Regions from separate parts of the Homo sapiens genome. Here all the other regions are linked to region 2. Evidence: chromatin contacts called from ENCODE Hi-C or POLR2A ChIA-PET data. All regions are on one chromosome and are shown on one strand. Each heading gives the region's core, a stretch centred on a gene start or an enhancer-like site at or near the end of the contact. The rest is flanking DNA. Distances are from core to core; before and after follow the strand shown. Region 1 holds the start of SOX12 (SRY-box transcription factor 12). Region 2 holds the start of SRXN1 (sulfiredoxin 1). Region 3 holds the start of ZCCHC3 (zinc finger CCHC-type containing 3).

Region 1 (3,182 bases), core at 573-3,072, 330 kb before region 2:
CATATCGGCCAGGCGGATCTCGAACTTCTGACCTCAAATGATCCGCCCGCCTTGGCTTCCCAAAGTGCTGGGATTACAGGTGTGAGCCACCGCGTCCCGTCTATCATAAGTTTTATTGAACATTGCCTAGGTATCAGGATGTGTTTACATGCATTATCTCATTTAATCTGTAAAACCACCATGTGAGGGAGAAACTGAATTATCCCCATTTTCAGGATAAGGAAAAGGAGGGACTGGGAATGTGAACTCAGGAAGTGTGACTCCATCGGGTAGACTGCTCAGGCTGCAGATGTAAAGGTTTTACACGTAGGCTTTTCCAGATCTCAGCTTCTGAAAGGCGGAGGGACCGTTTGGACGGGAGCAGGGCCTCCTCTTCCAAGCACCCTGTGCCTTTAAGAGTCGCCCCCTCCCTCCAGGGATGCTCCAATTTCTTTCTCCCCACCACCCCCACCCCGCCCCCCGCGCCGCGGAGCCGCACCTCGGTCCTTCCTCCCCGCCCCACACCCTCAAGCTCGGCTCTTGGCCTTCGCTCGTCCAGAAGTGGGTGAGCTGTACCGCCAGAGGCGCATTCTCCTAGCCCCAAACCATGCCCGCTACGCCCCAGCGGAATGCCACCTTAAAGACCCTAATCCGGGCACCTCCCAGCTCCTGCTTCCCAAGGGCGAGGCCTCAGCGCCCCCTCCCATCGCCCATGCTCACGACGCCGTGAAGGTGACCTCCCCCAGGGGCGGCACACGCCCAGTGGTGCCCGAACTGGCTCACACGTGGTGAGCCGGGAGCGCGCGGCCCCTCCCCGCCACGCGCCTCGTGCCGGCCACCCGGCCACGCCCCCAGGACTGGCTCCGCCCCGTGCCCCTGCACGCTTCTCCAGGCTTGGGTGGGGCGACGCGCCCAAGTCGGGCACCGGGCAGGCTACGGGGTGGGGTAGGACCTGGGAATGGCGCACCCACGCATCCTCGAATGTCGCCTGCGGTTTGTGAAAAGCGGGAAGTCCGCCCAGCTCAGGACCTTTGGCTGGCAGGCGAGGTGCCCCGCGGCCCTTGGTGCTGAGCAGGGGAGAGACAGCTGGGACCGCGAGCCTGGGAATCGAATCCTAGTCTGCGTGTCCTCGGTGCTTCCTATTTGGAAACTGGGCATCATATTATCATATTCCCTTCTCCCTCCGGATTCTTATGGAGCTTCGAACGAGATTAAATATACATATATATGAGAAAGGGATTTGTTCACTAGGTCCAAAAGCATTTGCTGGTCCCATATGTGGTCGGACCCTGTGTGTAGTAGGCGGGGGGCAACATCTACGACAACCTGAGTTCGTCCCCTTAAGAAGCTTTCCTGAGTCTTGGGCCCCCCAAATTCTCTTCTGGGATGGTCCGAAAAGACGTCCCTGAAAGAGGAAAGGGCGGAAATCCTACCTGACGGCAGGTGTCTCGGAATGAGCTAAAATTTAAAAGGCAACGCGGGGCAGGGACAAGCGTCCAGCGTCAGATGGAAGCAGGCTCGCGTCCCCTACCCTTCCTCCAACCCCTAACCTAAGAAAAGAAACCGATCTCGCCGGTCTCCCCCAATCCTAGCCGCGAGACCGCCCAGCCCCGCAGCCCGAGCCCCGCCCCGCTCCGGCGGCCAGCGATTGGGAGATGCAAATACCGGCTTCTCTGCCCAGCAACGGGTGACGCGGCGCCCGAGCGCGAGGCGGGGCCCGGCCGCAGCCCAAGCGGGCACCTCGGTGTTTACACGGGGCGGCCCCGCGCGCGCCGCAGCGGCCCGCAGACGGCGAGGGGGAGGGGTGGTGCGCGCGCCGGCGGGGCCGCGCGGGGAGAAAGACACTGAAAGGCGTCGGCGGCCGGGCGGGGAGCGGCGCGCGCGGGCCGCGGCGGAGCCAGAGGCTGCAGGAAGAGCCCGCGGGGGCCCGGAGGGTGCGATTCCTCGGCCCCCGCAAAACAATGTGTGTTGTGAGCCAGGACGCAACTTGCCGGAGGCGGCGGGGGCGCGCCGAGCCCGCCTGAGACCGCGCTGACCTTCTCCCCCCGCCGTCCGTTGGGCCCGAGCGCCCAGCTCCTCGCTCCCCAGTTCGCGGGGGCCGGGCCGAGCCGCGGGGCGGGGCCGCCCCTCCGTCGCCGCTGCCTCCTCCCCCACCCCCAGCCGCGGAGGATGCGGACGGCCCCCGGCGGCGTCTAGCGGCCCCGGGCCCAGGCGCGATGGTGCAGCAGCGGGGCGCGAGGGCCAAGCGGGACGGCGGGCCGCCGCCCCCGGGACCCGGGCCGGCCGAGGAGGGGGCGCGCGAGCCCGGCTGGTGCAAGACCCCGAGCGGCCACATCAAGAGGCCGATGAACGCATTCATGGTGTGGTCGCAGCACGAACGGCGGAAGATCATGGACCAGTGGCCCGACATGCACAACGCCGAGATCTCCAAGCGCCTGGGCCGCCGCTGGCAGCTGCTGCAGGACTCGGAGAAGATCCCGTTCGTGCGGGAGGCGGAGCGGCTGCGGCTCAAGCACATGGCGGATTACCCGGACTACAAGTACCGGCCGCGCAAAAAGAGCAAGGGGGCGCCCGCCAAGGCGCGGCCCCGCCCCCCCGGTGGTAGCGGTGGCGGCAGCCGGCTCAAGCCCGGGCCGCAGCTGCCTGGCCGCGGGGGCCGCCGAGCAGCGGGAGGGCCTTTGGGGGGCGGGGCGGCGGCGCCCGAGGACGACGATGAAGACGACGACGAGGAGCTGCTGGAAGTGCGCCTGGTCGAGACCCCGGGGCGGGAGCTGTGGAGGATGGTCCCGGCGGGACGGGCCGCTCGGGGACAAGCGGAGCGCGCCCAAGGGCCGTCGGGCGAGGGGGCGGCCGCCGCCGCCGCCGCCTCCCCGACACCGTCGGAGGACGAGGAGCCGGAGGAAGAGGAGGAGGAGGCGGCAGCGGCTGAGGAAGGTGAAGAGGAGACGGTGGCGTCGGGGGAGGAGTCGCTGGGCTTTCTGTCCAGGCTGCCCCCTGGCCCGGCCGGCCTGGACTGCAGCGCCCTGGATCGCGACCCGGACCTGCAGCCTCCCTCGGGCACGTCGCACTTCGAGTTCCCGGACTACTGCACCCCCGAGGTTACCGAGATGATCGCGGGGGACTGGCGCCCGTCTAGCATCGCAGACCTGGTTTTCACCTACTGAGCCCACCGTCAGCGGGGCGCGCACGCCCCCAAACCAGCT
Region 2 (2,884 bases), core at 43-2,542:
CCCATCTCAGCCAGGCGCCGTGCTACTATTGTGGCAACAGATAAGATGGGACGAGGTCCTCGCCCTTGTGGAGTGCACGTGAGGTCAGGAAGACAGAAAATAAAATGCAACACAAATAGATGTATAATATAATTTCTGGTGGACATAAGTGGTATCCTGAAAAACATCTCGGGCTAAGGGGAGAGCTAGAGAGGCCAGTGACTCTGACCAAGGGTGATCAAGGAGGCAGAGAGCTGAACCAGGCAGGGGAGCAGGCCCTGTGGTTGTCTGGGGAAGTGGCTCCAGGCAGTGAGGACACTAGTGTAAATACTAGGACTGAAAGTTATCGGGGGTGGCTGTAGAGGTGCTGGGTGGGGCTTAGGGATCTCATGTGCTCACCTTCCAAGGGTCGGGGGAAGGGGACACAACGTTATGTAGGCCTAACCTGACACCTGTTCTTGCGGGGCCCCCAAGTTCCTGCCAGAATCACTCCGGTATTCTTAACACCCTTCCTCAGTGGTGGAGCTGACCCTTGACCTCTCCCACTTCCCATTCAGACAAGGGCCTCCCAGCAGATATGACACACCTAGTCCCACTGTCACTGACTGTCACAGCCATGAGAGCCCACGGCTTATCTCCGGGTAGTGCGGTGGCCATGTGCTGGGCAGTGGGGCCCAGGCTGCCTGGGTGTGAATTCCAGCCGTGTCACTTTTTAAGCGCCTGATCTTAGTCAAGCCGCTGAAATCTTCCCTGCCTCAGTTCTCGTCTGCAAAAGAGCCACTATCTACCTCCTAGGGTTGGCATAGGAAACTGAGGGACTTCCTGCAGTTCCTGGACCACTGCAAGCACTAGCGTTATAAGCGTTATCATCACTACTTTAATTATCTCGCCCAATTCCCTCCTTGCTCAAGTGAGGAAACAGAGGCCCAGAGAGGCCCAGCTACTTGCTCAAGGTCACACAGCAGAGGCTGAGCTCCGGCTGGGCCCGGAACCAGTCCGTCTCGCGTCCATCGCAGCGACCTCCCTCCTCCGGCAACCTCCCTCCTCCGAAGCCCTCCCTCCGGTTGGCTGGACTCCCCGAGGCCTCACCCGGATCGTGTCCACGAGGCTCTGCACCTTGGCGGGGTCCAACACGGACGGCAGCGGCCGGATGAGCACGCTCAGCGGCACGTTGTGCACCGCGGCGATGCGGCCCGAGTGGATGCTGCCGCCCTGCGCGCCGCCGCTCGGCCCGGGCCCCTCGGGCGCCCCCCGACCCGCGCCGGCCCTGCCCAGCGTTCCTCCTGCACGCAGCCCCATCGTCGCCGCCGCCGCGGGACTCGCCGCCTCCCCCCGGCCTTAACTCCGGCCGGGCCATACCATTCCGCGCGGCCGGGGGGGGGGGCCCGTGCCAGGGCAGCGCGCGTTTCTCCCCCGACCCCGCCGCGGTCCGGCCTCGACCCCGCGGTCCCCAGCCCGACTCCGGCTCCGCTCGCCAGGTGCCGCCAGACTCGCGCGGGGCTCAGGCTCTCCACCGGGGGGCGCCTCTCGCCTCCCCTGCGCCGCGCGGCGTCCGGGGAGTGGAAACGCCCGGGCGGGCTGACTCAGGGTGAGTTTGCAGGTCGCGGGGCGGGAGGGGCGCGGGTGACGCACCGGCCGGGCCGACTTAGGCCGCGGGGGCGGGGGCGGGGGAGAGCGCGGCGGACCTGCCCAGCCAGGGTGAGTCGGCAAAGCCCGCGGTGCGCTGCTGCCCCGCTGCTGGGGTTCCTAGCCAGCGAGGTTATGATCCCCACCAGCGGTTCCACTTCCAGTCTGGCGCCGGCTGTGTCTGGAGTCGTTCCGAACATTTTGCACGTGTATTAACGTATCTGAACCTCAAAACAACCCTGCAAGGAAGGTATGACTGTTATTCCCATTTTACAGAAGAGGAGACTGAGACACAGGTTTAAGTGATGTACCCAAGATCACGGAACTAGTAAGTGGCCGAATCCGCGTTCAAATCCAGACGGTCTGGCTCCAGAGTCCGCCTTCTACCCCACCGTTGGCTGCCTTGGTTCAGCAACAGTGACTGTCACACGGAGCCCTCAGGAGTCGCGCTGACAATGGGTGGGCCCTGCCTTCAAGTTCCACACTGTCTGTTTGTGTCATTACAACACTACTGGAAGTAGGTGCAGTTATAGACCCGCTGTTCAAGGTCAGCTGAAATGAAAGTCAGGTCACACGAGTCCAAACTGTGGGGCCACTTAACCACCAACTCCAAGCAGGAAGGTGGACGATCCCAGACTCGGTCGAAGACAAGCATGTCTGGTTTGCTTGTCTTCCTTCTCAACCTGAATGGCACGAACATGGAGAAATGCATACTTACCCTGCCAGCTGGAGAAAACTGGAGACGAAGGAGGGAGCCAGGAGTTTCTACTTTGCCTTCCACCAGTTGCTGACACTTTCTGAACCCCGTCTGTAAAATGAAGTCATGCTGCCCATCACTCAAAGTTGTGTGAATTGAGAGAGTGCTCATAGTGCTCTGTGAATTGCATAACATCCATTTTGCTGTTGAAGATCATTTATTTTGGGTTCTTAGTCTCTCACAAAACCTTAGAACACTGACACCAAGACTCCAGCCTTTCCCTTTCGAAACATAATTCCCGTGCGCACCTAAATGATACTTTATTTCAAGAAGTAGAACTGACACCCACACCTCAGCCCCAGAATTATTCAGAATTAGAGAATTTCATCAAGAGGGAAGTTATCCCTTCTAAAACATCTTCCTCATTACAGGAAGTAAGAATGGCAGGATAACAGTTTCTAGAGTGGAAAAGTGGAGCTCTGGCCTGATTCTATCATCATGGTGTACCCAGGGAGGCCTCATTTCCTGGTATCAAATTCTCTGTGTTAAGATATCTATGGCCCAATTCAAAATGGCTTAAGC
Region 3 (2,904 bases), core at 267-2,766, 360 kb before region 2:
TTGTGTAAGTATTCTCCTCATGGTGAAACTTGACCAGGCAAGTAGAAAGAATAACAGAGAAGTATGTGAATCTAAGACATTGATGTTTCTGGTAATGGTGAAGTTCCGAGTATGATCACGGGAATGCGTGGCTGAGAAGGGATAAAGGAAATGGTGCCTGAGGATATAAAGTGAGAGGACTGGAAAGTGCAAACGGCCCAAGTCAGTGGCTCCCCTGAGACCAATACCAGCAGTTGGGATGAAGGGAATCTGCCTGTTAACAAGGTTTCCTAGGATCTGATGCACAGTTCTTGATCCACGGCGTCAGAAATAAAGTGGTTAAATAAATATAAGCTACCGGCCGGGCGCGGTGGCTCACGCCTGTAACCCCAGCACTTTGGGAGGCCGAGGCGGGCGATCACGAGGTCAGGAGATCGAGACCATCCTGGCTAACACGGTGAAATCCCGTCTCTACTAAAAATACAAAAAATTAGCCAGGCGTGGTGGCGGGCGCCTGTAGTCCCAGCTACTCAGGAGGCCGAGGCAGGAGAATGGCGTGAACCCGGGAGGCGGAGCCTGCAGTGAGCCGAGATTGAGCCACTGCACTCCAGCCTGGGCGACAGACCAAGAGTCCGTCTCAAAAAAGAAAGAAAGAAAGAAATATAAGCTACCTATACGTGGGGCTGCCTATTAACTCCGCCAAGTGACTTAACTCCTGCCTCTTTATCTGTAAAATGGGCATAATTACAGCATTGTTTTTGGAAGATTCCATGTAATAAAGTCTGAAGTGTGCTTAACACAGTACTGGGAACTTAAGCAGCACTCACACTTCATCCTAAATACGACGAAAGTCTTTTCAAAAAAATAAAAATTAATGCAATATGACTTACTTGGAAATGTATCAAAAAATAAAGACCGATGAATGGATCGAGGCGTAGTGTGACAGAGTAAAATTTTAATGATAAAAAGTTAATGGTAAAATGTTCACTGTAAAACTTTCAACTTTTCTTCTTGAAAACGTGCATAATCCGACGTGGGAAAAAAAATAACGCATTGCAGTCAGTTCTGGGGAAACGGAAAGCTAAGTTTTAATTTTGCTATTGCTTTTGCTTTTTTAACAGAAAAGGTACAAAAAAGAAAAAATGGGAGAGATGTTGCCGAACTCCGTCCCGCCTGTGGGCTGTGGGCCGTTAGCAAAGCTGCTAGCATGAAATCGTCGAGCACCGCTTGCGAAACGCCAAATCCTCGAGAGCGAGGCCGGAGGCTGCCAAACCCGCGCTGGGGAAAGGGCCGCCTCCGGGCGCCCCATCCCGCTGCGGACGGAGGTGAGGTTGGAGCGAGCGCTGGCGGAAGAGAGGCTCAGCGCAGGGGGCGCAGAGCCGGCGCTGGCCAATATGCGCCGCATGTGATACCTTTGAGGGCGCGGCGGGGGAGGGTAGCGTCAAATTTCAAAAAAAAAAAAAAACCAAACCCACACAGCCCCGGCGGGCGGGCGCGCGCGATGGGCGCCCTTTGGCTGCGGGAGCGAGTGGAGGATGCTGGGAAGGAGGTAAAATGGCCACCGGCGGCGGCGCGGAGGAAGAGAGGAAACGGGGGCGGCCGCAGCTTCTGCCCCCCGCGCGGCCCGCGGCCCGGGGCGAGGAGGCCGACGGCGGCCGCGAGAAGATGGGCTGGGCCCAGGTGGTGAAGAATCTAGCCGAGAAGAAGGGCGAATTCCGCGAGCCGCGGCCGCCGCGGCGGGAGGAGGAAAGCGGCGGCGGTGGAGGGAGCGCCGGGCTCGGCGGCCCCGCGGGCCTGGCGGCGCCGGACCTCGGCGACTTCCCACCGGCTGGCCGCGGGGATCCGAAGGGCCGTCGGAGAGATCCGGCCGGCGAGGCGGTGGACCCCCGCAAAAAGAAGGGCGCTGCGGAGGCGGGCAGGAGGAAGAAGGCCGAGGCGGCGGCGGCCGCCATGGCGACCCCGGCCAGGCCCGGCGAGGCCGAGGACGCGGCCGAGCGGCCCCTCCAGGATGAGCCGGCGGCGGCGGCAGGCCCGGGCAAGGGTCGCTTCCTCGTCCGCATCTGTTTCCAGGGAGACGAGGGCGCCTGCCCGACCCGGGACTTCGTGGTAGGAGCGCTTATCCTGCGCTCCATCGGCATGGACCCGAGCGACATCTACGCGGTCATCCAGATCCCGGGCAGCCGCGAATTCGACGTGAGCTTCCGCTCAGCGGAGAAGCTGGCCCTGTTCCTACGCGTCTACGAGGAGAAGCGGGAGCAGGAGGACTGCTGGGAGAACTTTGTGGTGCTGGGGCGGAGCAAGTCCAGCTTGAAGACGCTCTTCATCCTCTTCCGGAACGAGACGGTGGACGTGGAGGACATTGTGACTTGGCTCAAGCGCCACTGCGACGTGCTGGCCGTGCCGGTGAAAGTGACCGACAGGTTTGGGATCTGGACCGGGGAGTACAAATGCGAGATCGAGCTGCGCCAGGGGGAGGGCGGGGTCAGGCACTTGCCAGGGGCCTTCTTCCTGGGGGCCGAGAGGGGCTACAGCTGGTACAAGGGGCAGCCCAAGACATGCTTTAAATGTGGTTCCCGGACCCACATGAGCGGCAGCTGCACGCAGGACAGGTGCTTCAGGTGCGGGGAGGAGGGGCACCTGAGCCCTTACTGCCGGAAGGGCATCGTGTGCAACCTCTGTGGCAAGCGAGGACACGCCTTTGCCCAGTGTCCCAAAGCAGTGCACAATTCCGTGGCAGCTCAGCTAACCGGCGTGGCCGGGCACTAAACACCCGCCTGCCTGCCAGGGTGAACACACAGCCAGCTTATCCCTCTTAAGTGCCAAAACTTTTTTTTAAACCATTTTTTATCGTTTTTGAAGGAGATCTTTTTAAAACCTACAAGAGACATCTCTCTATGCCTTCTTAAACCGAGTTTACTCCATTTC

The links. A loop is a pair of places that touch in the nucleus more often than their neighbours do. ChIA-PET counts read pairs that join two places held with the same protein, here RNA polymerase II (POLR2A). Pooled maps may share reads with other maps.
Region 1: a map of PC-9 shows a loop between it and region 2 (4-fold over the local background). The contact joins the promoter of SOX12 here to the promoter of SRXN1 in region 2. A Hi-C loop is called at or near these places in 1 of 168 maps with a recorded cell type or tissue (PC-9) and 8 of 50 pooled maps. POLR2A ChIA-PET finds 5 or more read pairs at or near these places in 4 of 52 experiments (PC-9, RWPE1 and WTC11).
Region 3: a loop to region 2 is called in a map of IMR-90, with 2.7 times the contacts of the local background. The contact joins the promoter of ZCCHC3 here to the promoter of SRXN1 in region 2. A Hi-C loop is called at or near these places in 2 of 168 maps with a recorded cell type or tissue (IMR-90 and ovary), 1 of 37 single-sample maps with no recorded cell type and 8 of 50 pooled maps. POLR2A ChIA-PET finds 5 or more read pairs at or near these places in 1 of 52 experiments (B cell).

The regions. Positions count from the first base shown.
Region 1 is chr20:323,730-326,911 of GRCh38, forward strand. It overlaps SOX12 (SRY-box transcription factor 12), which reads left to right and starts at 1,823. Exons shown (of 1, transcript NM_006943.4): 1 at 1,823-3,182. The coding sequence starts at 2,196. The coding sequence ends at 3,143. NRSN2-AS1 (NRSN2 antisense RNA 1) reads right to left here and starts at 1,523. Exons shown (of 3, transcript NR_109990.1): 1 at 1,413-1,523. RefSeq lists silencers at 693-952, 1,513-1,822, 1,933-2,312, 2,383-2,442, 2,463-2,952.
Region 2 is chr20:651,908-654,791 of GRCh38, forward strand. It overlaps SRXN1 (sulfiredoxin 1), which reads right to left and starts at 1,293. Exons shown (of 2, transcript NM_080725.3): 1 at 1,069-1,293. The coding sequence starts at 1,278. LOC107985423 (a long non-coding RNA gene) reads left to right here and starts at 1,046. Exons shown (of 2, transcript XR_001754452.2): 1 at 1,046-1,567; 2 at 1,882-2,884. RefSeq lists a silencer at 1,171-1,730.
Region 3 is chr20:296,054-298,957 of GRCh38, forward strand. ZCCHC3 (zinc finger CCHC-type containing 3) reads left to right here and starts at 1,517. Exons shown (of 1, transcript NM_033089.7): 1 at 1,517-2,904. The coding sequence starts at 1,534. The coding sequence ends at 2,745. RefSeq lists silencers at 1,621-1,710, 1,891-1,960.